7 separate regions of the Mus musculus genome follow, and all the other regions are linked to region 4. Evidence: chromatin loops called from intact Hi-C (ENCODE). Cell type or tissue: left cerebral cortex. All regions are shown on one strand.

The links. A loop is a pair of places that touch in the nucleus more often than their neighbours do. Peaks named below come from ENCODE experiments on the same cell type or tissue, not always from the same donor. Only the 100,000 strongest peaks of a DNase experiment are listed, where the experiment ranks them.
Region 1: it touches region 4 in a loop (6-fold over the local background); 6 of 42 quality-filtered maps call a loop at or near these places.
Region 2: a loop joins it to region 4, with 4 times the contacts of the local background. A loop is called at or near these places in 2 of 42 quality-filtered maps.
Region 3: it touches region 4 in a loop (4-fold over the local background); 2 of 42 quality-filtered maps call a loop at or near these places.
Region 5: it touches region 4 in a loop (2.4-fold over the local background); 2 of 42 quality-filtered maps call a loop at or near these places.
Region 6: a loop joins it to region 4, with 3 times the contacts of the local background. A loop is called at or near these places in 2 of 42 quality-filtered maps.
Region 7: it touches region 4 in a loop (2.0-fold over the local background); 2 of 42 quality-filtered maps call a loop at or near these places.

Annotation. Positions count from the first base shown.
Region 1 is chr11:66,120,047-66,124,046 of GRCm38, reverse strand. It overlaps Dnah9 (dynein, axonemal, heavy chain 9), which reads left to right. Exons shown (of 69, transcript NM_001099633.1): 11 at 2,153-2,221. Among named protein-coding and RNA genes, the nearest start is that of Gm40027, 24 kb to the left of the region's middle. In left cerebral cortex, a CTCF peak has its summit at 1,857 (motif pointing left); a DNase peak (open chromatin) is centred at 1,843.
Region 2 is chr11:66,165,378-66,169,377 of GRCm38, reverse strand. Dnah9 (dynein, axonemal, heavy chain 9) reads left to right here and starts at 827. Exons shown (of 69, transcript NM_001099633.1): 1 at 827-1,321. The coding sequence starts at 911. It overlaps Gm12296 (predicted gene 12296), which reads right to left and starts at 1,343. Exons shown (of 3, transcript NR_153847.1): 1 at 795-1,343. In left cerebral cortex, CTCF peaks have their summits at 1,089 and 2,283; DNase peaks (open chromatin) are centred at 815 and 1,471; H3K4me3 peaks cover 1,349 bases; H3K27ac peaks cover 378 bases.
Region 3 is chr11:66,869,545-66,873,544 of GRCm38, reverse strand. No RefSeq gene overlaps it. Among named protein-coding and RNA genes, the nearest start is that of Pirt, 40 kb to the left of the region's middle. In left cerebral cortex, a CTCF peak has its summit at 1,650 (motif pointing right); DNase peaks (open chromatin) are centred at 1,648 and 3,996.
Region 4 is chr11:66,525,373-66,529,372 of GRCm38, reverse strand. It overlaps Shisa6 (shisa family member 6), which reads left to right and starts at 3,247. Exons shown (of 5, transcript NM_001034874.3): 1 at 3,247-4,000. The coding sequence starts at 3,409. In left cerebral cortex, CTCF peaks have their summits at 1,910 and 2,246; DNase peaks (open chromatin) are centred at 2,322, 2,622, 3,506, 3,838 and 1 more place; H3K4me3 peaks cover 1,713 bases.
Region 5 is chr11:66,235,136-66,239,135 of GRCm38, reverse strand. All of the region lies in intron 2 of Shisa6 (shisa family member 6), which reads left to right. The region is part of intron 1 of Gm12296 (predicted gene 12296); the gene reads right to left. Among named protein-coding and RNA genes, the nearest start is that of Gm45945, 37 kb to the left of the region's middle. In left cerebral cortex, a CTCF peak has its summit at 2,368 (motif pointing left); no DNase peak of the experiment used is centred here.
Region 6 is chr11:65,903,199-65,907,198 of GRCm38, reverse strand. Dnah9 (dynein, axonemal, heavy chain 9) reads left to right here. Exons shown (of 69, transcript NM_001099633.1): 54 at 237-359; 55 at 1,798-2,002. Among named protein-coding and RNA genes, the nearest start is that of Zkscan6, 98 kb to the right of the region's middle. In left cerebral cortex, a CTCF peak has its summit at 1,526 (motif pointing left); a DNase peak (open chromatin) is centred at 1,512.
Region 7 is chr11:66,220,693-66,224,692 of GRCm38, reverse strand. The region is part of intron 3 of Shisa6 (shisa family member 6); the gene reads left to right. The region is part of intron 1 of Gm12296 (predicted gene 12296); the gene reads right to left. Among named protein-coding and RNA genes, the nearest start is that of Gm45945, 51 kb to the left of the region's middle. In left cerebral cortex, no CTCF peak of the experiment used is centred here; a DNase peak (open chromatin) is centred at 2,360.

The sequences.
Region 1 (4,000 bases), 410 kb after region 4:
TATCCTACGTAGCAGATATCCTGCATATCAAATATTTACATTATGATTCATAACAACAATAAAATTACAATAATGAAGTAGGAAACATGAAAATATTTTTATGGTTTGGGGTGTGTGGGGATCACCACAACAGGAGGACCTATATTAAAGGGTCACAGCATTAGGAAGATAGAGAGTCACTGCCTTAGAGCCAAATACAGAAGACATGCAAGAAGGAGTCAAGGTTGCTTCCAGGCATAGGAACTGCATGGCTGTCATAGGTCTGGTTCTTAAGAAGCAGAGACAGCAAAGGATGCTCTTGGGAGCTAAAGGACAGAAGGAATAGGGCTGGCTGAGTAGTGGGTAGAATGAGCTGATGGTTGGTAGTATCAGAGGCTTCAGTGCATCCTGCAAGGAGCACAGCTCCTAAGAAGCACCCAGGCATGGAGTCCCCACCTCAGCTAATTTTTATCCCTGGGGTTTCACCATAAAGAACATGACTATATGCTAGATGGCTCTCGGTCCAATGCCCTCGTCTGGTTCTGTTGACGCCAGTGCACAGGCATGTACACATGCAAAACATTCATGCACATAAAATTAAAAACATGATAAAAAGAGAATGTAAAAAAAAAGAGAGAGAGAGAGAGAATGCTGTAGGTTTCTAGCAAAAAGTGAAATGGAAGCAACATTGCATTGCGTCTGAGGACCCCTCAGACCTACTAGGCAGCGTAGCCTGACACTTCGTGAAGTAAACCGTGTGCACCTTTGCCTCAGGCTCTCCAGATCCAAGTCTGAGACTTGTGAGGCCATTGTGAGGTCTATAGAAATCCTGCAGGATGTGGGGGAGATCGGGAATACGAGGTACAAGCCACCTGCCTGGTCCGGAGTACTCTGAGATACTGCTGCTCATTTAGCACCAAAGGGAACAAAGAAACCCAGTGCTTTCTCTGCAGGAGCGAGGAGGGTTCTGCGGACGGCTCTGGGGATCACATGAAGAGACCTGTGCTGGCATATGGAGAGAACGGATGTTAAGGATTTAGCAATAAGCTGCCTTGTTTTGCTAGCAGGACAAAGAACAGACTCCATACAGTTAGTGTGAAGGTATTTGAAAATTAAAGAGACTTCACCAGTTTTCCCCAGGAACTGGGCATTTATTTACGATAGCAGCCAGTGTCAAAAGCAGTGGGGAACACTGGCTAAGAGTATTGCAGGGTCGACTCTGTTCTCTTCTGTGGTCCTCAGCATCCAGGCAGGAGCCTCTGACATGCCTGTGAGAGAAAACGGTGTTTGTGGATGCTTTCTGCATGCAGGGGTGTGTGTGTGTGTGTGTGTGTGTGTGTACACATTTTAGAAGGAGAGAGGTGGGTCAGGCCTCATGCAAACATGTCATAGAATAGCAATGTTTCTGAACAAGTGTCCTCCTAGTTAGATTTTAGAAACCCTTTGTTTGTACCTATCTAGGGAAAGGGGATCTCTGTCTGTCTGTCTGTCTGTCTGTCTGTCTGTCTGTCTGTCTCTATCTATCTATCTATCTATCTATCTATCTATCTATCTATCTACCTGTCTATCTACCTACCTACTGGTCATCATGTATCTATTACCTATATATTATTATATGAAGCATTGTGATAAGCACATATACATATAGGTAATGTTTTAAGGATGTTTTTCTTCATACACAGAAAACAACATCACCTAGAATTTTTCTTTAGTCCCTCAACTTTCTTTTTATTCATGTTTTGTGAAAATTCATCTACCTGGTGTATATATGACCGGCTTAGCCAGGACAGCAGTTGGTGGAAACACAGCAACAGACATCACACTGTCCCTTGCCTTTTGGGGTTCTGCCGGAATTTTAGAAAGTGTGGCTGCCCCCTAGTGGCCTGTGGAAGATGTTCAGGGAGGAGAATGCAATCTCTTTCAAGGCCTTTTGAAAACTAACCCAAAAGGCTGTTCCATCTCCGGTTTCTTTGTCTTTTGATATTGTTGTTTTATTTCTTGAGATGCACAAGATCCCTGTATTTGTCCCAGGGAGGCCTGGGACACATGATCCTGTTGCCTCAGGACCCCAATTATCAATACCTTCTCTGTAGCCTGTAGCCTTGATAGATGGTAATATTTTGGCCTTTTCTAATTGTATATCTTTTTCTCCCCTTTTCTTGTGAATTGATAGGTACTTGCAATCTGCTGAAGGAAAGCGAATGATACAAAAATACGAAGACTTGCTCTCCCTGCTAGAAGAGTAAGCAGCTTCTAGGATTGCATCTTCTTTTAGATTACTCCACCCCCCCAAGTCCCCATTACCCCCACATTCCCATACCCCCTCACCTCTATACCCCAACATCCATGCCTTTTGCTGTTCATAGGGCATATTTCATATCCTCTATGAAATCTCATTGTGTAGTGTATGGTATAGCCCCGCTACTTGTGAGTACAGTATTACAGGGCCTTGAGAACAAGTCTCTGGGAGAATGTGGCTGTATTCTGGACACAAATATGTTCCTAGTGTCACTTTCCTAGGTCTATGAACCTTGTGAGATGGAGTGGTGTTCTGAGAAGCCTAGAATCGGCAGTTGCTGCTTAGTAAACAGAAAGCAATAGTTTATACTGCAAGGAGCAAACTTAGTTCCAAAATATGTCCTTCATCCTTTTAGAGAGAAAGCATAAGAAAGAATGGTATTTTCACATGGGCTCATAATTGTGCCTTCTCTGGAGCCCAGTGTATCTTTTAGAAGTTCTGGGTCTACAGCTACCTCTTCTAATATGGCTCTGCCTTCTTCTTTTGCTGTTGCTCTTTCTCCTGGCTCTAGAGAGTAAGGTATAGGTATAAAAGCTCAAATTCAGATACTGCTTGTCATTGGGTTAGACAAGTAGACTCCTGGGCTCCTCTACCTGCCAGGGATCCACACATCTACCCTTTACCCTGTAAATATCTTAAATGTATTTACCCTTTCATATCTTCATCACTGGATTCTTTAAAAAAAAAAAAAAAAAAAAAAAACCTACATCTGCTCCGGACTGACCTGTAGCAGCTTCCTGACAGCCCTTCTTATTTGTATCCCTTGATGCACACACTAGCCAAATCCAATGATGTCACTATAGCCTCATTTGAAAACCTCTCAGGGGTCCCCATTGCTCCCCAGTTCTTGCTTCCTTTCAGTCTACAATGTACCATTCACCCTTTATTCCCAGTTCAGTCAGGCTGTTTCCAACTTCCACACCTCTCCATGGCTTCCAATGGGATTGATCACACCGCCTCTGCTCAGCCATGAGACCGAGTCAAGGTTTGCTCCATCATCTCTCCCATGAGACTTTCTTTGATCACCTTATTCCTGCCATCTGATGCCTGACACCCAAGGCAACTCTCTAAGACTGATTTTTGCTGTACTGTGTTCTACTCGTCTTCCTGCGGTCTCCCCACTAGCTGGGTTTATCATGGGTTATTAATTCATGAATTTATTCTCCCAGCACAGCACATGGCATGTACCCAGTCAATGTGCAATGACTGAATAATGAATTCCACGAGCTACTCAAAGGTTAGTGTGAGAGCAGTTATCAATATCTTTTTCTGTATGTGCCTGGAGGTAAGACAAAGCTTCCATCCCCACCGCCAAAGATCATTGAAATCTTTCTATTCTTCTCTGATTGCAGTGGCACCACCTGTAAAGGAATGTATATTATTAGAAATGTATGCAGTAAGTTAATACAGTGACTGTTTTTCTTTCTCCTGGCTAGCTTCCCAATAACAACACAGAGAGACCAAGATTTATTTTCAAATTAAAAGCACAATAACTAGGCATTATTCTATCCTCTAATATAATATGGCTACCTCTCAGCCCAGATCACTGAGATACTTGCACTTTTGTAATGGTCTGGCTCTCTGGGCTAATGTCGCTTTGGACCCCTTCCTTGTGGTGACTCCTCTCTTCCTTCCTCTCCCTCCTCCTCTGGCTGGCAGAAGCCCTGGCATATGTTTTCTATTGCCTAATTATTGGCTTTTCCAGCTTTTATTGACAAGGCA
Region 2 (4,000 bases), 360 kb after region 4:
GGGGGGCAGACAGGAGATTCTTGCAGACCGGAAGGCCTCTGGCTGAGTGTCCATTTCCTTTTTACACACACATATCCATTCCTTCGTTCACACACGCATACAAAGACCCAAGTGATTGATTCTGATCACGGAGAAGGATCAAACCTATGAGGAGTGATAATTTTCCAGGTCAGAAGGGGAGCACGCTGCATATTTACAAGCACTTCAGTATATTTAAGAATTGACCTCGGGCCACTCGCATGGAAGACCATTGTCCAGCACAGCTGCCCTTTTGGCAAATGAAGGTGCAGGCAAAGCAAGGTACTGGAGATTATTTTTTACAATAATTTATTATAAATGTCTGAAGAGGAGACATTCGAAGTGATTGCTAGACACGCATGCTTATTTAATTGCAAATTTAAATGAAACAATTAAGCCCTGTGTCACCAACAGGTCGAGTGTCGCTGGAAGCTCATAATTTGAAGGAAAAAAAAAAAGTTCTATCCAACAGCATTCTCCGAAAGTGTTTGAGTTGTTATCTTGGGAAAAAAATTGTATTGCATTCATGGTATTATCCTTGGCGTTGGGATTAACTTTTTAAATTATATATTTAGGACAGAGTAAGAGAACTATTCATTTTGTGTATGGAGGCGTCTGAAGACTTTAATCTGGCCTTAGACAAAAGAATCCCACGCAAGCCTGTGCCTGTAGTCTTCAGAGCACGTCTAGTCTACCAGACCAGCTTGGATGTGAGAGCTTCCACCAGTTTCCCAGCAACAACGACGCGACCCCGCCCCTTCTCAGCCCCTGCCTACCTTATTAACTTAGTGGGGCGGAGCTAGAGTCCAGTGCCCAATATAAGGAGAGCAGAGGCAGGAGGGCCTGGCATCCCCGTCGCTAGGGAAACAGACGCTGCAGCTGGCAACACGCGATGCCCGGCGCCAAGGAGCAGGCAGCGCTGGCGGAGTCTGGGGACGAGGAGCCTGGAGACCCGAGGCTGCGGCTTCTGGGGACTTTTGTGGCTCGGAGCCTGCGTCCGGCCGCGGGCACCTGGGAGCGCTGTGCAGGCACAGCCGAGGCGGGGAGGCTGCTGCAGGCCTTCCTGGATCACAACGCTGCCTCGGATCCGCGGCCACTGCTGGTGGTTCAGTCCGGGCCCGGGGGCCTGGTGGTGACACCCGGTCTAGACGCAGGACCAGAGCCCAGCCGAGCTCGCGCCAAGGGGCTCTTTTTCTTGCGCACTAAGTCCGAGCCTCCGGGAAATCACAGCCTCCGCGGCACGGTGCTCTGCGGGGACCTACCCGCGGTGCCACTGGAGCACCTGGCCCCGCTGCTCTCAGAGGTGAGGGTGGGTGGATGGCCCCTTGCTAGCAGAGGCTCGAAGTCTAAGGGAGGGAAGGGGGAAGAGGGGCGTGTGCATGAGGGGCGGGGTCAAAACCAAAGAGGTGGGGCGACGCTGCAGAGGGATTGGTACGTGGGCGGGGTCACAGGAGGAGTCTGTGGTGGAGTCTGAAAGAAAAAGGGCTGAGATTGGAGCACAGCCTGGGAGGGAGTGGAAGGGCAGGGCTGCCAGTAAACCAAGACCCTGGTTGGTGATCTGCTGGGTGCCAGCTGGGGACAAGTCTGGGTGAAAGCCAGGCCACAATATGAACCAGCTTTGGGTCAGGGGGTTGGTTCAAGAGGAAGTCATAGTGTGAAGAATGCCTGAGTCCTGGCAGCTTTGTAAGTCATCACGCAAGGGCCAAGGACAAGAAAGTGGTGAATTTTGAGTTAAAGTTTGTCTGCTGGATGGGAAGGAGCTGCACTGCTTTAAATAGTATCTACCTTTGCAAAGAAGTTTAGAAGGAGGCGATTTGGTTTTGATTTTAATGTCCTTCATTTACCATGCAAACATTTATGGAACTGCCTTGGGCTGGCAGCAGTTGGGTATCTTTTGGTCAGCAGGCATTGGGAAGAATCTGTCCCACCTCTGGGAAAAGAGATACAGGTGGAGCCTCTGGGCCTTCAGAGCTCAGAGGATTTTCGCAATGGTAGTTAGATGAGAATCTTGAACCCATTAGACCTTCCCAAAGGAAGAAAGCTTTCCTGGTAGTTGAGTTGAGCACATGTGCTTCTAGAGGCTGGCCCTCTCTAGGTCTAGCCAGTTGTGAAAGGAGTGTGTGCAGATACTAGCTGTGTGGCGTTCTGTATGCTTAGTGCCCTGGAAACGGCACAGAAATGGAAAATAAATTCCCATCCATGAGATGCTTCCCAAACACACTCATCAGATCATGCGTTCAACGTATTTGAAACTGAAGACAGTGAGGGTGAACACTTCTCTAAAACTTTGGCCCTAGTGGTAAAGCCAGGACATGACTCTTCCTTGCTACATCTAATGTTAGCTCCCTAGTTGCTGTGAAAGGGGAAATCCCGAGGAGGAATAGGATGGATGGGCAAGCATTCAGAGTCTGGGGAAGCTAGGCTAGCATTAAGTGCTTTAATGGTTTTAAATTGAATAGTCTTATTACTGTGTTATGTTTGAATACCACCTGTACAGAAGTCCATCTGTAGGTCATGTCCCTGGTAAAGGATGATAGGAAATTGTCCTTGGCTTCAGAGGAAAGACAGATCCATGTAGTCTCAGGGGCTGCGGTAATCTTAGTGTTACATTGAGTTCTGATAAGGGAGAGGCAGTTAAGGGTACATAATGTTCTTGCAAAAGACCCATATCAGGAAGCTCACAACCACCTGTAGCTCCAGATCTGGGGGATTTGATGCCCTCTTCTAAACTCTATGACTATCTGAAGTCATATGTACATATACACTTATATAGGCACACATGGATATGTAGCCTTAAAAAATAAAATAAAATAAAAATAAAATAAAATGATTTTTTTAAAGGCTTAGAGACAGACACAAACTAGTCTGTGAAGAGGGTTGAGCACAACTCAGGACTACATAATCAAGGAAATCCAGCCCAGAAATCAACAGTAACTTTAGGAGCTGGAGAAATGACTTCCAGCTTATGAAACCACACTTCCATGGGAGCAGAGTTTGGTTCACAATACTCAAGTCAGGAAGTTCACAGCAGCCTCCAACTCCAGCTCTAGGAGATCTGACACCTTCTGTGTCCCATGGAAACCTACACACATGTGGCATACATGCACATAGACCATACATATATACATAAAATAGACAGTTTAAGAGATTTTCTCTTTCTCTCTCTCTCTCTCTCTCTCTCTCTCTCTCTCTCTCTCTCTCTCTCTCTCTCTTTCTTTTTTTCTTTTTTCTTTATCTATGTTTTGAGATAGATAATGTAGCCTCATGTAGCCCAGGCCAGGGTCTGACTTGCTATGTAGTAAGGATGACCTTTAACCCCCAATCCTCTCACCTCCACCTCCCAAGAGATGAGAGTACAGGTATGTAGCACAAAAATCCATGGGTTTTGTTTTTTGTTTTTTGTTTTTGTTTGTTTATTTGTTTGTTTTTGTTTTTGTAATTTAGATTGAAGACAAAAGGATACAGTTAAGGAGTAAATGAATGAATGATGTGGCACTTAAACAGTGAAATACTGATAGAGAATACTCTTTAAAAGTATTATTTTTATTTTTTAAAAAAGCAACAACATAAAATCCTTCCACCCAGGAGTTCCTAACCACACAATACAATGCTGTCAGGCATAAACACCAAGTATGATACATCTTCAGACCTCCATTACCCAACATGATTGAAAGTACACTCACCCAAAACACCCATGTCCCTGTCCTCACACTCCCCAAACAGCATTCTCCAAATTGTCTTCCTGAATGTGACTCTTTTAGTCTACAGGTACCTGTGTGAATGGAGTCACCTAGCAGCTGTCTCTTTGTGACTTTCGATGTTTCTCTTGACTTAACACTTAATTATTTCAACAATCAAAAGGTGCTCCGGTCACATGGCCTCTGGGTTCTTTGAGTCTTTCTCCTCCTGTCCCCACCACTTTGTGATGGGTGCACCCCCATCTCTCTGACCAGTGCTTCTGCTTTTTCAACTTCCTGAACCA
Region 3 (4,000 bases), 340 kb before region 4:
TTAAGCTATTCTCACGCTGACACATGTGTCATACGACAATGATGCAGCACTAATATAAAAAAAACAAAGGAGGAGATGTGGATTCTCAAGCCAGATGAGGGACAGTAGAATGCTGCCCTTACCTGGAACATGGCAGGAGTGAGGTCACTCCCTACCCAAGTCAGGTTTGGACCTATTCAACCCCATAGAGACAAAGGCTACATCATGATAGAGCAGGTAGTCTTCTGTTTCCCCACCAGAAACCTAGCTTCTCAGAGATCATGTGGCAGGCACATGATCTAACTGATATGCTTGGAAAGTCCCTGTTTCCTCCTGAATGATTTGTTATTTGAATGGTGTGTCACTAAGGTTTGCCTGTTTTCAATTAGGTCCTCATATGCAAATTAGGTGCATTTTCTCCCTTGTACTTTTTTCTCCCCTTCTCTCCCTGACTCGAGCTATATAAGCTAGCCTTGTCATTTCAATAAACAAGCTGTCCTCCAACACAGTCTCCTGGGTTGTACAGCTGCCAGCATGCAATGGCTGATTGGGGGAGGGGGGCGCTGGGGACCTGCAGGTACATGCAGAGTGCCAACCACGTATGAGAATGAGGTGGAACAGAGCAACTTTCAGTAGTGGAAAAAGTGTGTAAGCCTACAGAAATGAATCCAGGTCTGGCAAGGAGTCCAAAGGAGGGGTCTGAAGAACATGGTTGGTAATAAAAATCCAGTGGGTGTAGCAGATGACAGAAAGGAAGAGTGTACCTTTCACAAACCCATTCAGCCTTCAAGGCTAACGTGAGGCCCACCCACCAATGACACCAATGCAGGGACACCAAGGAGCCACCCAAACACTCACAGACATCCTCCTGCTCCATCATCCCAAGCCCTACCGCATGATCACTCTTTATAAACCTACGGTCTCTTCATTGCAAGGAAGTTTCCCACCTGCCGCTTTAAAACCAAGAACTCTTCAAAGTGCTGAAGATAGGCCGACATCAGACTCCAGCCTGCAGGACCACGGTAGCATCCATGGTCGAGATTTGGATGGCAGGAAGCTGCAGCATGTGCCCAGCAATCACCACCACTCTGACACTGTGGGGAAGTGTCTCTTTACAGCACTTGAGAGTGGGCTGCCTGAATGCCCACCTCCTCTTCAGCTTTGGAGATGCTGTACTGCAGGGTGCTACAATGTAGCTGTTTTAATATCTTTTCCACTTGGATTCAGTTACATAGTGCAGTGCTGGTGTGCACTAAACATTTAGTGCCTGTTTATTGAATGAAATCTAGGAAGACATGGATTCTTAATATCTCTTAAAAATCTAATTTCCCCTAAACCCAATTAACTTCAAAGCCTCAGCCAGGTATTTCTACAGTAGTGTGGCAATAATAAAATAATGGTGTTAATAACTGCAGTCACTATGTAATGGTTCATGCCAGGATGTGTATAAAGAATCTTGTATAGACCTGTTTGTGCATCATGTGCATGCTCATACGTGTGCCCATGCTTGCGTGTTCGTGTGTGTGTGTGTGTGTGTGTGTGTGTGTGTGTGTGTGTGTGTGTGAATTTCTAGGTCCGACTAGCAAGCAGCCTTTGCCTCCAAGGAGGCTCATAAATATCAGAAATGGAGATTATGATTTTACAAGAGTGACCATTAGGTGGCGATGTGATACTGGTATTAACCCTGCTTCTTGCTGTTAGGTCTTAAGAGACTTGAAAACTGTTCTGAGGTGCTGGTGGGATGGTCCAAAGCTTTTTTGGTAGCCAAGATGGCCAAGATGGGGGTTCATGCATCAAGCCTTGTAGCTGTGGTTGAGGGATTTTCCAGGGGTCTGTGGGGGTTCTTTTGGGAGGACCCTGGATAAATCAGGGTGCACTTTCTCCTTGCTATCAACTCAGTTACTTCATTACTTAATTCAGCTCCAAGAGTCATTATTAAATCTCAGTTCTCACCAACATCTCCTCTGTCTTCACACCCTCAATTTTAGACTGGACTGGAACAGGGCAGCACAGAGGCCATTAGTTTCAAATCTCACATTTATGAAGGGCATGCTTAGGCATTTAATGTTATATCCAAATAAGGCTGCATGCAGGGTTATTCTGCCCCCCACCCAATGTTAAAAGGCTCAATCTGTTGCATGAGGAATACTTATTACATGAGAAATATTTAACTTATCCCACATTTTGTCCTCACCTTTAATGAATCTGCATTTGACAACGTTACCTTTCTAAAAATTAGATGTATTTATTTTATGAATATTTTGTCTACATGTATGTATGTATGTACACACCATGTGTGTTCTTGGTGCTCATGAAGGTCAGAAGAAGGGATTAGGTTCCCTGGAACAGAAGTTACAGATGTTTGTGACCTACCATGTGGGTGCTGGGAATCAAATCTGGGTCTTCTGCAGGAGCAGGAAGTGCTATTAACCACGGAGCCATCTCTCCGGCCCTTGTATCTTCAGCTTTAATTTATCAAAAATTTCAAATATTGGAAACATTTAAGATTTCTCACTCAGGTGTTGAAAAGTGGTCTTGTATTGAACACTCCAAATGTTTGCAGTCTTACCAAGGGAATTAACACACAACACCTCCTCTCATTCTATTCTGTGCTTACTCGGGCCACTTTAGGTGTTCCATGATATCTTAAAAATTTTATATCATTTATCTACTACTACTACAGTAATATTGCATAAAAATAACCATAAAACCGGAATAGCTTCCTAATGAGTACATTTTTCTTATGTATCTGGAGTCAGATGGCACTTAGTCCTGGGTTCTGCAAACCTCTCTGGCTACCTGGTCAATCTGAATTAGCCTTTTGCTGAGGTGCCTAGCTAGGGCCCTCCCTTCTGCCTGAGCAGGGTAGTCCAGACTTGCCTGATGGTGGTGGGAGATGTGCAAATGCCTAACCCTACATGCAATTCCACCCCACAAACTTCATCTTCCCTTGTTCTCACCACCATCTTACTGACCCAAGTCAGCTCCATGAGTCAGCTCAAAGCCAAGCAGGACCTACAACAGTAGACACGTATAGCCCAGTCACTGGCCAAGGGCATGATACAAGCAAGAGCCAAGTATAGGTTCCACTGCCACCTGACATGTAGTGTTTGCAAAGATGATAAGAACCTCCCAAGAAGATGCATTAAGGCTGTCTCCAGGACCTATATCCACGAATGTCAGTGTCATTCGGTATAGACACGTTTTTGAATTTAAGGGCTTAATTTTTTTGTTATTCATGTACTTTCAAAGACTACCTAGAACATAGAAACTTTGGACATGACTGGGTGCTCATGTTGAGTGAGCACATCACTCCCATCTCAGGTTCTCTGCTAGGTTCTAGGGAGGATAATGGGACAAAATAAAGCCTTTATTTCAAAGCACATTTCAGTATGTGTGTTTCCTGAAAGTCATTGCTCAGAGGTTGGGATCAGGAGGTGGCAAGATATTCTGCAGTCTCAGCCCAAATAAAGTTTGTATCATTAGGATGTCTTGGAGGCTGAAAGTCAAGGAGAGACAAACACTAGAGGAGGCATAATAAATGCAGGAACTCAACTTCTGTAGTTCCCAGTATAGGTTATCCTGTAGAAACCCTATGACGCACAGATAAACAAACATACCAGCTTTTAAAAAATGCAAGGAGAGACCTCTTAGTTATTGGTGTCACCAACTGAATAATGAATTTTATTTTAGCAGTTCGCTCCAGAATCTCTCTCTGAAAAGGAAAATTGCCTCTGTCCTGGAGAAAACCTTGATAAGATGCTCAGGGTTGAAGGTGAGACCCTGAAGGCATGGGTGTCCACGGAAATAAATTGTTGGTTCTCTTCTCTTCTCGAAAAGAAGGAAGAGGAAAAGAGACAGAGGGGAGGAGAATAAGGGAGAAATAAGACCCGAGGAGCTGACATGAGACCTTTGGAAGAGGGAAAAGCGAGACAACTTTGTGAGAAAATGTGCAATGTGTTCCAGGCCTCAGAAGAAGTAGTCTAGTGTGCGGTTTCCAGTAGACTGTTGCAGATGCTGT
Region 4 (4,000 bases):
TCAGACCAATTGGAACACACTTTTTAAAAATAAGGATTGGGGCACTTTCCCCACAGCCTTGGGGCTCAGGAAAGTTGGCGTGGTTTAGGGAAAGACGCTTCATCTCTGGAACATTTAAATGGGTCAGATCCACAAATAAAGGAGGTTTCAAATACTGTCAAAAAATCTAATGTCGAAACAAAACGGAAAAATGGGATGGGATTAGGAGGGAGCATGGTGGGGGCTAAGTCGCCTGGTCAACCCTAAAGAAGGAACAGGCAGCTTATCAATAAAGTCAATAAAAACCAAATGCATTACAAAAAGGGTTGGAATAAATAACTTTGAACTTGTTTGCCAACCTAAACATTACTTCTGTGACTCTGTTGATGTCGCTGAGAACCTAGGAATTCACAACATAATTGCCCCTATGGAACCTAGTCAGTTTCTCTCTGTGTCATTGATAAAATCTCATTAGAGTCTTTCGGGAGAACGAGTTACTCTTCTACCTCGGAGAGCAGCCAGATGCACAAATGGGGTTTCTGGATTAATGAAGGAGATGGAAACACCAGAGGACAGGAAGAGACTGGCTTAGAAACCACACACAGTATTTACATTAGAAGGTGGAAAGGTGTGTGTGTTTGTGTGTGTGTGTGTGTGTGTGTGTGTTTTCTTCAAATATACTTTCCTGAGTACCAAGTGAGTGTGCCTATTCCCCCCTACCCGGCCCCCCGAGTCTTCTGCTCTTGCCCTGGGCAGACCTCTCAAAGGCACTTTGCCTGACCACTGTGAACTGCCTTGAGCCTGCTCTGGATGATGTAAGAATATTATCTCCATAGTAGGTATCACCTCTCACATGTCTGCCCCATAGGCTTCCTTATGTTGTGCCTGGGTACAACAGCTTCCAGACTGCTTTCTCTGTGTCCAGGTCAGTCAGTGTTCACTCTTCCAATAGACTTGAAGATGAAACAAACCTATAAATCTGATGGCATCTTCTATTCAAACCTACCAATATTTTCCCAGCCATTGTTAAACACAAATTCTTTGGCAGGAATACAGTGCCTCCTGGCTGCCCTTGTTTAGAAACCCCCCTATGGCTTTCACCATTGTGTATGCTTAGCTCACCCACCCTCTTTCTCCCAGTTTCCCTGCCTCTGCTGGAAGCATCTTTATTCTGTCTTGTTTTTCTAACTCCTAACCATTCTTCACCAGGCATTTCATTAGCACCCCAAGAACTGTATTTGACCCTCACTGCTCCCCTCGTGGGTGATGCTAGAAGCCTGTATCCTGCTCGCAGAATAGGCTGTGCCCATCTCGGTCATGACACAAACATGCCACGCAGAAGTCATTTGACTGTCTCCTCTGTAAAGGAACTCCTGAGAGAAGGGACTGTCATTCCTTATCTTAGCACTTACCAGTGTGCTTGGCAGGATTGGCACTAAAAACGATTGTTAACAGAGCCATTAAGAGACGAAGCCGAGGAAATCGGAGGAAGTGCCGAGGAAGAAGAGGAAGGAGGAGGGGATAGAGAATGAGCAGCACACGGAGAGTTTCTAGAACGGTCGGCCAGAGAAGTCCCCCTCTTCCCATCTCAGGTAAAAATGTCCCTCTGTGCCGTGGGTTCTGGGTTTCAGCTCCAATTCAGTCCATCCATTTAACACCAGACTCCCTGAATGCTGAGAGTTTGTTTGAGGCACATCGTGAGCAGGACTGAGTAGACCACTTCAGGGAAATTCTCTGTTACTATCATTCTAACAGCCTGCCTCTGTCTCCCACCAAAGTTCTCAGGACTACGGTCTGGGGCTGGCTGTTGCTCCTCTTCTCGGGTCTCCCACCTTCTCCACACAACACACAGCAAACTAAGACTCTGACTCCCCCTTGGGGTGGCCACATAGCTTAGAAAGCCAGACTCGTGGGTCTCCTTTCAGCCAGCCTGGTCTCACTCTGGTCACAAGGGACTCTCTAATCTGTCTCCTCCAGCAGCAACGACAGGAATGTAGGGCTTTCCAAAGAAATCTTTAAAACCCAGGTAGTTTTATTTATTTATTTCTTTTTATTTATTTTTTAACTCTCGTCTCAATGCTAGAAAAAAAGTTGGAGAAAGAGGGAATTCGAGGTGTCACCCAGAGCTGGAGCTATCTCACTCCTGCACGAGCGATGGAGGAGAAAGGAGCCTAAGTTCATCACACTAGGTGGCCCAACAGCCACTTGACCCCTGGCCTCAGTGTAGGAACCTGTAGCAATGGGCTTGACCTCTTATCTTGGCTGTGAACATCACCACTAGGGAGAGGCAGAGGCTTGCAGAAACCCCAACTTGCTTTCTGGTAGCGCAAAGACCAGGCTGAAGTAAAGCGGGGGAGTGAGGGAGGGTTAGAAATACTTGACCAGAGGGCTAGAAGGGCAATGTCAGAGTAGGTTTAACCCTGCCGCTGGCCGGCTCCAGAGGGCTCACTCTGGCCTTGCTCCGGGGTGAAGGTAGTGGGGGTGAGCTCCCTCTTTGCCATCTTAGTCGCTTAACTGGTGTCCCGGCGTTGGTGACGCGAAGCTTCGAGGCGGGGGGTGGGGAGGAGGGAGAGGAAGAGGCAAAGAGAAGTCCTGCCGTCCCCCAACCGGGCGCCCAGGCGTGGAAACGTGGGCGGCGGCGAGCGGCTGGCCTCCCTCCCCGCCCTCCCCGCGCGGCGCTCCCGCGTGTGCGGCTGTGTGAGTGCGTGTGTCTCCCTCTCTCCTATCGCACACGCTCCGGCACTAGTGCAGGCGGTTCCCGGCTCCGCTCACTCGCTCCGGTCGCTGCGCTCCCGCCTAGCCGCCGCCGCCGCTGCAGTCGCAGCCCGGCATGGTGAGTGACTGAGGTGCAGCCGCCGCGCACCCCGGCTGCCCGCCGGACCCCAGCCTCAGTCGGCAGCACCGTCCCCGGGCTCGGCGGCCCGGTGGCTTCCCCAGGGGTTCTCCACGCGTCCTCGGGCCACTGTCCCAGTCGGGACGCACTCCTCGAGGGCTGAGCGCTCCTTCTCCGCCCGGCTGCTCGCCGCTCTCCGCACCCCGTGACCGCTGCCCCGTCTCGTCCCGCAGGACCTGCCCGGACGGGACCACGCCGCCGCTGCCGCCGCCTCCGGGAGCCGCGCTTCGGGGCCGGCCTGAGCCGAGTCGCGCGGAGCCGCCGCTGCCGCGGGCGGGGGATGGGGCTGCCCGCTAGGCGCGCGGAGCCCGCAGGGGGAGCGCGGAGCCGGCGCGCAGCCTGAGAGCCCCGCGCAGCCCGCGCCCCGCCGCTCCGTGCGCTCCCGCCGCCGCCCGCGCCTCGATGGCGCCATCTCCCCGCCGCTGACCGGTCCGTCTCGCCTTTCCAGCCCGCCCGGCCGCCCTCGGAGCCCGGCCAGCCGCCGGGGCAGCGGCCTGCAGCCCGCGTCCGCCCGCGCCCTCCCGCCCGGCCCCGCCATGGCGCTGCGCCGCCTCCTGCTGCCGCCTCTGCTGCTGTCGCTGCTGCTGTCGCTCGCGTCCCTGCACCTGCCGCCCGGCGCAGACGCCGCCCGCGGCCGCTCCGGGAACCGGACCCTGAACGCGGGAGCCGTCGGAGGTCGGCGTGCTGGGGGCGCCCTGGCCCGAGGCGGCCGCGAACTAAACAGCACCGCCCGAGCGTCCGGCGTCCCGGAGGCGGGCAGCCGGCGGGGACAGTCCGCAGCAGCGGCAGCGGCGGCGGCGGCGGCGGCCAGCGCGACTGTTACTTACGAGACGTGCTGGGGCTACTACGACGTGAGCGGCCAGTACGACAAGGAGTTCGAGTGCAACAACAGCGAGAGCGGCTACCTGTACTGCTGCGGCACCTGCTACTATCGCTTCTGCTGCAAGAAGCGCCACGAGAAGCTGGACCAGCGCCAGTGCACCAACTACCAAAGCCCCGTATGGGTGCAGACGCCCAGCACCAAGGTAGTGTCGCCGGGGCCCGAGAACAAGTACGACCCGGAGAAGGACAAGACCAACTTCACCGTCTACATCACTTGCGGGGTGATCGCCTTCGTCATCGTGGCGG
Region 5 (4,000 bases), 290 kb after region 4:
TCATGGCTATGGAGCAGAACTCTGTGATGCTGGTAGACAGTTCTCAGTCTGACAAGTGAAGGTAGAATTGGACAGCAAGCAGGGAACTGAGTAATTGCTCTTTCTTCTCACTGACAATATCAACTGAAGTTTGTTATTTTATTACAGTATTCATATGGGCAAGGTTCCCAGGAGACCAATAAAGTCTTTCCAGTTGTCTTAAAACCTGATTTGAATAGAATGTGACCATGACAAGATCAAGTGCAGGGCTGGCAAACAGAAACAATGCTTATGTGGTTAGTGTGGGTGACATGAGTGTCTGCAATGGGACTGTCTGCAGCACCAGCCAAGCCCTTCCTGGCCATGTGACCTGAGCAAGTGGCCACATCAAGGCCAGGTCTTTTTCTCTGTGCCATGAGGATGATATCAGTTTCTATCCTTTGGAGTTGCTGTAATTGTTCAAGTAATGTCTATAAAAAATTTAGACCCCATAATTTACCATGTTATTTGGTTTTTTACACTGATAACATTAACACCTATAGAATTTTGTGTATAGAATCAATGCCATAGACTTTGAGTAAGATTTGAGGACTTATTACCCAGAATGTGGACTATAATTAATAATGATCCTAGTCCATTCATACTTCAAAATTAAAGGTATGCACCACCACCACCACCACCATCACCACCACCACCACCACCACCATCACCACCATCACCACCACCACCACCACCACCACCACCACCACCACCATCACCACCACCACCACCACCACCACCACCACCATCACCACCATCACCACCACCACCACCACCACCATCACCACCACCACCACCACCACCACCACCACCACCATCACCACCATCACCACCACCACCACCACCACCACCACCACCATCACCACCACCAACATCACCACCACCACCACCATCACCACCACCACCACCACCACCACCACCACCACCATCACCACCACCACCACCACCACCATCACCACCACCACCACCACCACCACCACCACCACCACCACCACCATCACCCATTTTTTTCTAAGAGCACAGGGTGTTCCTTGTTTGTTGTTTGTTTTGATTTGATTTTTGAAGACAAGGTTTCTCTGTGTAGTCTTGGCTGTCCTGAAACTCACTCCATATAGGTATATCAGGCTATCCAGAACTTAGAGATCCTCCTGCCTCTTCTTCCCAAATGCTGGGATTAAAGGTGTGTGTCAACACCATCTGGCATGTTTCAAAATTGATGATGAGATTCTTAATATTCCAACTAGAGAAAATTGGTAACTATACAAAAATAATGACTGTCTAAATTAGCCCAATTAAATCACCTCACAATATAAACACATATCAATACATCACTCTGAACTGAAAAAAAAATCACATACAGTCATTACTTGTAATAACTAAAGTCCAACTTAAAGTAAACAATGCTTGGTGAAATTCAAGCAGAAGAAATATGAAGGAGTTAGAAAATAGGAGAAATAAGAAGAGATTCTCATAATCAGATGGATGGCGAATCAATGACATAGAAGAGGAATTCTGCTACTGAGGATGTAGAAGGGAATAAAGTTTGTAGTGATGTGTGTTAGGACTTGGTCAGCATCATCTGGGAGGTGGGAACTGGGATAAAAGTGGGGCAAGCTTTAGAAGAGACTGGAAGTTGAAGCTCTCCCAGCAGCAGAGCTAGTCATACACACACAAACTTACACACTCAAACACACATAAACACTCACACACATGCACACACTCTCACATACATACACACTCACACACACTTAAACACATTCATATGCTCTTACACACTCACATACACTCAAATACACACATACACACACACTCACACATATGCTCACACACATACACACTCTCTCACATACACAATTATACACACAACTCTTTCATATTACCTCAGTTAATTTATTAACGCTTTCCTTGATCATTCTCACTGCATCAACAAATTTCAAACCATTTTATACTCTCTATAATTATATATATATATATATATATATATATATATATGTGTGTGTGTGTGTGTGTATATATATATATATCCACTTAAATATATTTATTGACAATGTGGATTGTGTCTAATGCATCTTCACATCTGCCCAGTTGCCCCATATAACAGCCTGATTTATCCATCCAACAGATGCTCAGGAGGTGAAAACATTATGTCAGAATTTATATTGTCCTTATGTAGGCCTCCAGCAGAAGATATGGCCCAGACTAAAGGTGTGCTGCAATATCTAAATTAAAGGTGTGTCATCCCACCTCAAGACCGGAATCCAAAGTGCTTCCAGCCTAAAGATCCAGATCAAAAGCATGTTGTCTTCTTGCCTCACGATGGCAGCTAACAGTGCTCTGTAACTCTAGTTTCAAGTGATCCAGTGTCCTCTTCTGGCTTCTACAGGCACTGCACACATGTGGATCACAGACATACATTCAGGCAAAGTACCCATATATGAAATTCTTTAAGCAATTCTAATAGAGAATATGATAGATTATGGTGAATAAGTCAGATAGATGTGTCTGAGAGGCTCCACCCAGCAGCTAGCTGAAACAGATGCAGAGACCCACAGACAAACACTGGACGGAGCTAGGATAGTCTTATGGAAGAGTTGGGGGAAGAATTAAGGGACCCAAAGCAGGTAGGAATTCCACAAGAAGACCAACAGAGTCAATCTGGACACTTAGGGGCTTCCAGAAACTGAACCACCAACCAAAGAGCATACACGGGCTGGACCTAGCCACCTCACCCCAACCCATATGCAGCTGTGCAGCTTTATCTTCATGAGAGTCCTCCAATGACTGAAGCAGGGGTAGTACCTAAATCTCTTGCCTGCCTGTGGATCCTATTCCCCTAACTGAGCTGCCTTGTCTGGCCTCAGTGGGAGAAGATGTGGCTAGTCCTGTAGAGACTTGATTTGCCAGGGTAGGGGAATACCAGGAAAGACTCTCTCTTCTCAGAGGAGAAGGGGAAGTGGGGTCAGGGAGGGGCTATGTGAAGGGGGTACCAGGAAGAAAAGGGCAACAGTGAAAATTATATAATTTGTGATGTAAAGTAAATAAATAGATAAATAAATAAATGAATGAAAAAGACTTGTTATTGATAGACAGACAGACTGGCAGGCAGATAATCTTTGTTAAATCACAACAAAACTGTACTGATCCTAGAATAGTAATGTGTGTAGATTCTTAAGTCAGCCCCCATACTTAGAGCTTTCTTCCCTTAATATAATGTATATAATAAGCATGAAAATTAAGCATGGCTGTAAATACCAGATATTTTATTGCCTAGAGGGAAATATCATTGTGTGTCTGATACACTTCTAATATTACAGAATAAATGCAGGTCCTGGGATGGCCATCTTTGTTCCAGGATATTTCTGGGGTTTCCAGAGTGTTGTACATCCTTGAAATGTTAGATGACATTGTCTGTCCCAGTTATTTTTCTTTGAGTTATATTTTGAAATTTACCCAGTAAAAGAGTTAGGAGGCCTAGACTAGAAATCTGGAGGGTGGAGGGTGGAGTGCCCAGGTAAAAAAAAAAGGAATATGAAATCTGCAAATGAATTCCACAACAAGCCCAGTTCTGGGAGAGTGGCCTAGACATTATGCCTCCATAGGGAGCCCATTGAATTGCTAGCTTCAATTCAGTAGGAGGGTACAGAGACAGAGGTCAAGTCTCATGTACCCTCTCACAGCTCTACCCCATACCTCCTGAGGCTCCCACCTGATCCCACTTCCAGGAAACTGCCAGACTTTTTAAGTTTGTCTTTCACGAGCAAGATTTAAAGAGCTCAAGTGGACACACTTGGGCTTGCCTCAGTGCCAGGAGGAGGATTGGCTTCCTAGAGCTAAGCAGAGGATGCTAAATGATCCTTTTGTAGTGATTACAATAACCAGAGGCTGAACAAACTGGCCTCAGCATCTCTGGATACAGAGGAGCCCTGCTACCCTAAGGAAATGGACCACAGCAGGTGGCAGGCACCCCTTCCAAGGAGACCCA
Region 6 (4,000 bases), 620 kb after region 4:
GGTTTATGGTTAATTTTCATATTCCTTTTTATTTTGTCATATCCACTCCTAAAAATTAAAAAAAAAAAAAGCATAAATGTCATTTTAAGTAGAGAAAAACATAGCAGCTGAAGACATTTCTGGAAGCTACGCCTCCCTGCCCAGCACTGCACTTCCCTCAGAGGCACAGTGGACTTGTTAAATGGCCTCAGATCCATGCATTGGTATGGACTCACACTGCCTAACTTGCTCCTCAGCTGCCTTCAAACCATAGAGCGAGCCCTGGAAGCTGGAGATGTGGTACTGATTGAGAACCTTGAGGAGTCCATTGATCCCGTCCTGGGACCTCTGCTTGGGAGAGAAGTCATTAAGAAAGGACGGTGAGACTTGGCTGCACAGCTGCCCTGTACTCAGAGTGGGTCCACTGCCCTGGTTAGAGCTATGGAGAGCTCACTTCTAGAACCTTTTCCCCTGGGCTCAGGTCAAGGAGTTCACTGCAGCTGGCCTGCCTTCCTCGCCACTAGCAGCAGGGCATGTCATTGCCCTTGGGTTCCAGAAGCCTGCAACTCCTTGCCCTGTTTCTAGTGGCTACAATGCACAATTTGAGGGGAGCCTTAAGGAAAAATGGACAAAACCAACAGACTTCTAAGACATACAGTTTATTCAAGCCAAATGTATTAGGCTCAGAACACAGCTCCCAGTCAATTTGTGACTGAAGGCTTAGCAGGTACAGGGTAGAGAGAGGAAGTTTATATAAATGAGAAAATGGGAGGAAGTAGAAGGGCTTCCATCTCATATGATAGACATGCTAATTAACATGAAGGTGTGATTAATTCTGGGGCCATTCTTACCTATTTTCTGTTGCTTTAACAAAAGACTCAAGGCTAGGTATTTTCTTAAGAAAATTCATATGTGTAGTTCACAGTTTTAGAAACAGAAAGCCCAAGGTTGAGCAACTGGATCCAATAAGAGCTGTTTTGCAATATCATAAACTGGCAGATAGCATTGTGGTGGGAGTCCATGGTAGGTGGGTGTGGGTTGTTAACATGATGAGACAGAAAGCAAGAGATTGTGGAGGGTCCACACTTAGTCTTTCAGAATCTAATCCACTCCTGCTAGACCCAACTCCCTCTAAAGAGACAGCATTAACCCTTACAATTTCCTTCCACCAGACCTCACCTCTCAGATACACACACACACACACACACACACACACACACACACACACACACACACACATACACACACACACACACACACACATATGCCTGTATACAACCATTCTATCATATGGAAGACCAGGTTTCTAGTACATGGATTTTTGGAGAGAAACCATGTCCAAGGCTTAGCAAGAGCCTTACTGGTTGCAGAGTCCCCAAGTTACCCTTCTATGTTTCAAGTTAAACCTGCTTCTGTGTTTAGTTATTTTCACCCATCAAAGACATTCCCTTTCTAGCCCAGAAAAAGGAAGCCCTCTAGCATGCCTAGGAAGATCTTCCTGCCAACTGCAAGCAGATGCCCCTTCTGCCATATTCTGTGCTGCCATCTGCTGGGACATTTTCATAATATCCAAGTCTATACTGACAGTGGGAACCGCTCTGCCTAAAGTTTCACACTATAAAATGAAGCATGAGACAAAACTTAATCCTTCCAACCTGCTCCTGACATTAAGGGAAAGTAAGGTCCTAGGAAGTTGTTAGACATAATTAGGAAAAATCCGTGAGAATATGATAATACTATTGACTGTGCTCCTCTTTAAAAACAATCTAAAATTCTACCAAAGGTACCCCCTCCTTCATCTGACCCTTTGTGTTCCAGGTTTATCAAGATTGGAGACAAGGAGTGTGAATTCAATCCCAAGTTCCGGCTCATCCTTCATACCAAGCTGGCCAACCCTCACTACCAGCCTGAGCTGCAGGCTCAGGCTACCCTGATCAACTTCACGGTGACCAGGGATGGCCTGGAGGACCAGCTGCTGGCTGCTGTGGTCAGCATGGAGAGACCAGACCTGGAACAGCTGAAGGTGTGTCAGAGATTCACCAAGGAAAGAAAGAAGGGGGGTGCCCTGCACTGGGTCCTACAGTGTAGCCACTAGGGGAACAGGAGTGGGCAAGTTTCTCCTGGAATCCAGTTGAGTGGGTTCTTCAAGACATTGGTTGAGTTCCAACCCTACCTAGTCACCTGGGAATACCCACTTGGGAAAGGAAGAATGTGCTTAGCTGAAGAACAGAAGTGGGAAAGCTGGGAGAGGTGACCTTGCTGTCCCCAAGAGCAGGGCCTGGCTTGGGGCTCTTATATGAGAATGTCTGATCTCACTACTCACGTGGAGCCATCCAAAGTCAAGTAGGATTAAAATATGCATGGGTAACAGAAACAGGGTCATCTTTGCAGGGGTTGTGTCTTAGCTAGTTTAAGGTACATATCAGGCAGTATAAAAGGCAAGCACCTGGGTCCTATCACTTCTAAAGGCTGGGAGCTAGAGACCATATTGCTGGTTCCTTATGAGGCTTCTTTTTTTTTTTTTTTTTTTTTTCTGGCTTACTGGCAGCTGCCTGCTCACATAAACTCTTGTACATGTATAGATCTAGGAGCCCCTCTCTTATGTTTCTTCTAGGAACATTAATCCCATCTATCTAGGGCTCCCTTCCATGACACCTGAGTACTTTCCTGTACAGTCAATCGGAGGATTAGTCTTAGCATATAAATCCTTTGTGGGAACACAGTTCAGTCCATCTCATGAGCATGCTTTCCTTCCTTTCTTTAGATGTAATTAGATTAGATAATATAGGCCAAGGGGACCCCACTCACCAATCTTGCACAGCACATGTGAGATTGAGTCCAAGGCTCCCTAGAACTCTCCCCAGACCATCGTATACTATTTAAGACACACTCCGGAGCCCAAGTCCATAACAAATAAGATTAGAGTGTGAAGACCCAACAGAGCCCAAGGAAGACCATACAGCTGTCTACAGAGCTTACAGCCAAGTAAAGGGTAACACAGGAAGGAGAAGTAAAACCCGAGAAATAATGTCATTTTAGCTACTAATAAAAATTTTCAGGAAATGAAACTAGATAATATAGCAAGCTACAGGGCCAAGCTGGCCTCAAACTCATAATTATCTGTGTGTGTGTGTGTGTGTGTGTGTGTGTGTGTGTGTGCTTGTGTGCATTCATGCAAGAGATACAGTTTAAGGGAACTAATTTAATTAGTAGTCATCAGAAAGTTTCTATGTGGTACTGGCCTTTGAGCTAATTCCTAAGTAATTTGAAAGCCTCTAGGTACAGTGTTCCCAAAAGGAAATAGCCAGTTCTACTCTCAGGCTGGACTAACATCTGTGTTTTTAAGAGAATGAACAGGGGTTGGAGCGATGACTCAGTAGTTAATAATGCCTCTTCTCTTGTAAAGGATCCAAGATGTGTCTCCAGCACCCATAGGAGACAGCTCGTAACCATCTATAACGCCAGTCCCAGGAGATTTGATACTTTCTAGCCTCTTTGGTCACCTTCATACATGCGTATATATAGACCATATACACATAATAAGTAACATACATGATTAATAAGTCAGAGAGAGAAAGGGAGAGGGAGAGAGAGAGAAGGAGAGGGAGAGGGAGAGGGAGAGGGAGAGGGAGAGAGAGAGTGAGAGAGAGAGAGAGAGAGAGAGAGAGAGAGAGAGAGAGAGAGAGAAAGTGAGGGAGAATGGCATAGCTGAAAGCCCTAATATGTAAGTTGTTCTTTTTTTTTTTATGATTTTAGTATTTATTGTAAGGAATTAGTAAAAATAACTATGATAATATTCTTTCTAGATGAAATGTACACTACTGCATTATTTTTTAAGAGAAAAATCTTATTTTTTTTCCATTTTTATTAGGTATTTAGCTCATTTACATTTCCAATGCTATACCAAAAGTCCCCCATATCCACCCACCCCCACTCCCCTGCCCACCCACTCCCCCTTTTTGGCCCTGGTGTTCCCCTGTACTGGGGCATATAAAGTTTGCAAGTCCAATGGGCCTCTCTT
Region 7 (4,000 bases), 300 kb after region 4:
GCCACAGATTCTATAAATCTATAGTAAGGAGATTAATGTTCTCTTTTGCTTAAAGCCTTTCGGTACCATTGAGAAGTGAAACAAGACTTATCTGAACCTTCTTGACCATCCCCGAAACTAATTAATATTTAACAAAGCTTGAGATTGAGTTGAGCTTTATCCTCTTGTCAGAGAAGAGGCTGATGGTTGCCCAGCAGAGGGCTGTTAGCAAACAGACAATGATAGTAAGACCATCTTTCCCTGTCAGGTTTTAACCTCCTCCCAGAAAACCAGAACTTAACATTTGGATCCCCCAGATAAAAACAATTTGGAGTCTCTCAAACCTCAGTAGAATACATAACAGCCCTGTAAACTGTGATCTGTCCGCCATGCTTGTCTTTTCACTCTGACAGCTTAAGTAATTAAATAATAATGATCAACAGGTGTTTCTTGAGATATACAAAACATAGATCAATCCAAAGCCAGGTCTGATTGTGCAGGCGTTCAATCTTAGATAATCAGGAACATGAGGCAGGAGGATTGCCAGTTTCAAGGCATGTTTGAGCTAGAGAATCAGTTCAAGGGTAAATTGGGAAACTTAGCTATTTTCTCAAAACAAAAACAAAAGCTAGATCAGTGGTAGCACATTTGCCTTGCATGTACTAGGGCCAGTGTTTATCCCTATACAGCAAGAGAAAAATAAACCAGTCAGCACCTAGCAGAGGGATAACCATTCTCAAGCCATATGGTATAGCACCTTAGCATTGAGGCTAGGGCACATCTAAATTAGGAAAAGGGAATAGGGCTTTTTGACATGCTTTTTCAGTGCTATGAGCTAGTGTACACATGCTAAGAGAGTAGGAACACTCTTAGAAGCTTCTGGTTGTAGGGTATAAGTAAAATAGAACTGAGATCAGTTCAAAGAGGAAGATGCCAGTTATAGTGTTGATTGTGGGGACAATAAGGAAACTGAGATCAGGAACATATTAAGAATTGAGATGGTTTTGTCATTCAAAATTTTTTTATCTCAATGAGAATCAATGAAAACTGAAATGGAGAGCCAAGAGTATTTGGAAGAATGGAGGCTTGGCTATGGATATCATCTAAGGAATAAGAAAAATAGCCAGCGTGCAGGAATTAGAGATAGTGAATTTGAATCTGAACTTATAGAATAGGCTATGGCTGTAGAAGAAAAAAAAATGTTCTAAAGGTCGTTTGAGGTTGGAGCCAGTGATGTTTTCATTAATCTTTGAAGAGAGTAACAGGAGGCTTGAAAGTGGGGCCCCTCAGTGCAAGAATTCTGCAAGGGGGAAATAGAAGGCAGAGGCAGAGAGTCTGAGAGATGCTGTGCAGATTAGCGAGTAGGAAGAAGAGCCAGAAAAGGAGGCAATGAAAGCTTCCACTTGTTCAGTAACAGTCTGGAATGAACAACTACTGAGCTAAGCCTCCTCAGGAAGAGCCAACACAGCCATAGAGGACAAACAGAAGGACTGTTCTGTACCCTACCTCTTCCTGTCTTCTCTCTTCCAGCTGGTACAAGGAAATGGGAAGAGATGGGGCCCCAATGTCAGTTCTTGAGCAGATTGCAGAATATTTGAAGTAGAGCTTGGCTGCATCCTTTCTTGGATGGTGGTACTCTTCCCCCAACACCAACATTAGAAACTACTAAGGAGGCAGGAAAGACTTGCATCTACTTGATCAACTCGAAAGCATTCATTAGATCCTTAGTTTGGACCATGCTATTGGAGAGAAACAGGAAAATTAGAAAGCAAGTCTACTGATGCAAAGATCTCTGAAGTCATTTGGGATGACCCAAGTCAATTCGTGTCAAGTCCTTAGAGCTCAGGGAAAGCTTGAGTGAACGAGGGTGGGAGGTGGAAGAGCAGATATCTCTGAAGACTGACAAAGTGTAGCAAGGTCACTGTCACAAGCCTTTAGTTAAAGAAGACCGTGATCAGGGAAGGAAAAAAATAAAGTAGGGCATCCCAGTGAAAGGCAAGCTTGATCTGAGGGGGTCTTAAGCAACCACAGCCAGGACAAAAGGCAGAATGTCCTTAGATCAGTGGTAAATTCAGAATAAGTGGTAGATGATAGTATATAAACCTACTGCATTTGGAAGAGAGAGAACTGAGCAATGACCTCACTGGCAGTAAGATGCCAAGACTCAGAGGGAACCCTGTTCTTCTCCAGCATGGTGAGAAGTGAAGAAACAAGAAGTAGTGGATTAGTGGCTATTAAGCAAGTCTAGGGAGCAGCACTCTCAGCTTCATGCCCACTCCACTTCCTGGCATCTGTCCTAGTCCATGCCAGGGAGGCTTTCTCTGTACAGCATGTTCTGATCTCTTGGGATACAGAGCATCCCTCACCCCCTCACATATGTACAAAGCTGGCACAAACACCAGCTTATTGGCTGAAATCCCCTGGCTCGCTCCCCAGTTCTGGGGGTGATAATGCAGGCAGGGAAGGAGAGAGGAGCCAGGAGTTCCCATGCCTGGGGCAATCCTTGGATACAGCCTAGGAAGGTGACTCTCTCTCCCAGGGACAACAGAATTCTTGTGTTCTGTAATGCAACACTCTCTGCCAAGAGGTATAGGAAACCACAATTTACCTATACATCTAGCCCAACCCGGGCCCTGCTCCACTCTTACAGGACCTATGGCTTTGAAGAGTTCCAAACAAAGAAGATGGATAGATGGTACACCCAGACTGCTGTTTCCCTACTCATTTCTGGGAATGGTATCACTATCTCCCTGGAAACCAACTGTTGACTTCTTTTTTATGGTTCCTTCTCCTCCTCCTCCTCCTCCTCCTCCTCCTCCTCCTCCTCCTCCTCCTCCTCATGTCAATCAAGCATGGAGGCATTTGGTTTCCTTCCCATGAACCTCCATACCTTTCAGATCTCCATGCTCACTGCTCACTGCTTCCTGACCTACCCTTTACTCCTGTCTTGTGTTTATCCTTAATCTTTCTTCAAGAGTCCACTCACTCTGAGTATGTTATCATCGTTTATCCACTCTGGTGACCATTAGTCATCTCTATTCCTTTCTTGACTCTTCCTCTGGGCCTGGAAAGTGTGTCTGCTGACTTTGAATCTCAGGGTCTATCTCAGGGAAAGTGGGAGAAAAGAAGGTATGATAGGCAGGCTTTGCTCAAGTTTCTCTTTCTGGGAGCTTAGAAATTCCTAAGGCAGCCTCTGAGAAAGGACTTAAAGTAAGAAAGCAGTGGTAAATGTGTAGCTCACAGAGGCTTGCCAAACATGGAAAATAGCAAGGCCTAAGGGAGCTGCCCTGGAGGTGCATGGCACCATGGAGAGAATGTGGATTGCCCTTGGTCCTGTGGAGGCTCGATGCCCCAGCATAAGGAAATGCTAGGGTGCTGAGGCAAGAGTGGGTGGGTTGTTGGGGGAGCTCCCTCATAGAAGCAGGGGGAGGGGGATAGTATAAGGGATCTGCAGAGGGAAAACCAGGAAGGAGGATAACATTTGAAATGTAAATAAAGAAAATAACATGTATGTGTGCATATATATACATATATATATATATATATATATATATATATATATATATAGAGAGAGAGAGAGAGAGAGAGAGAGAGAGATGATAGAGATGATAGAGATGATAGAATGTGAATTGCAGTTACAAGGGATTAGGGTCCTGTACCCCGATTCTCCATGGTCAGTACAGCTGCTCTCAAGCTGGACTAGCCAGTACCAAAATTAGATCAGTCTATTAGCTATTAGGATGAGACAGCACATTCACACAGACACAGGTAACATTATTTCTTTGTTGTAGGGTTTTTCTGTGTAGTCTTGGCTATTCTAGAACTCACTCTGTAGACCAGGCTGGCCTCAAACTCAGAGATCCATTTTTAAAGATTTATCTTTTTTCCTTTTTCCTTCTTTCTTTCCTTCTCTCTTTATTCTTTTTTCCTCTTTTGACATTGATAACATTATGATGCTTGTCTTAGGCTTTCTATTGCTGTGATAAAACAGTGCAAGCCCCACAAACTAAAAAGCTTGAGG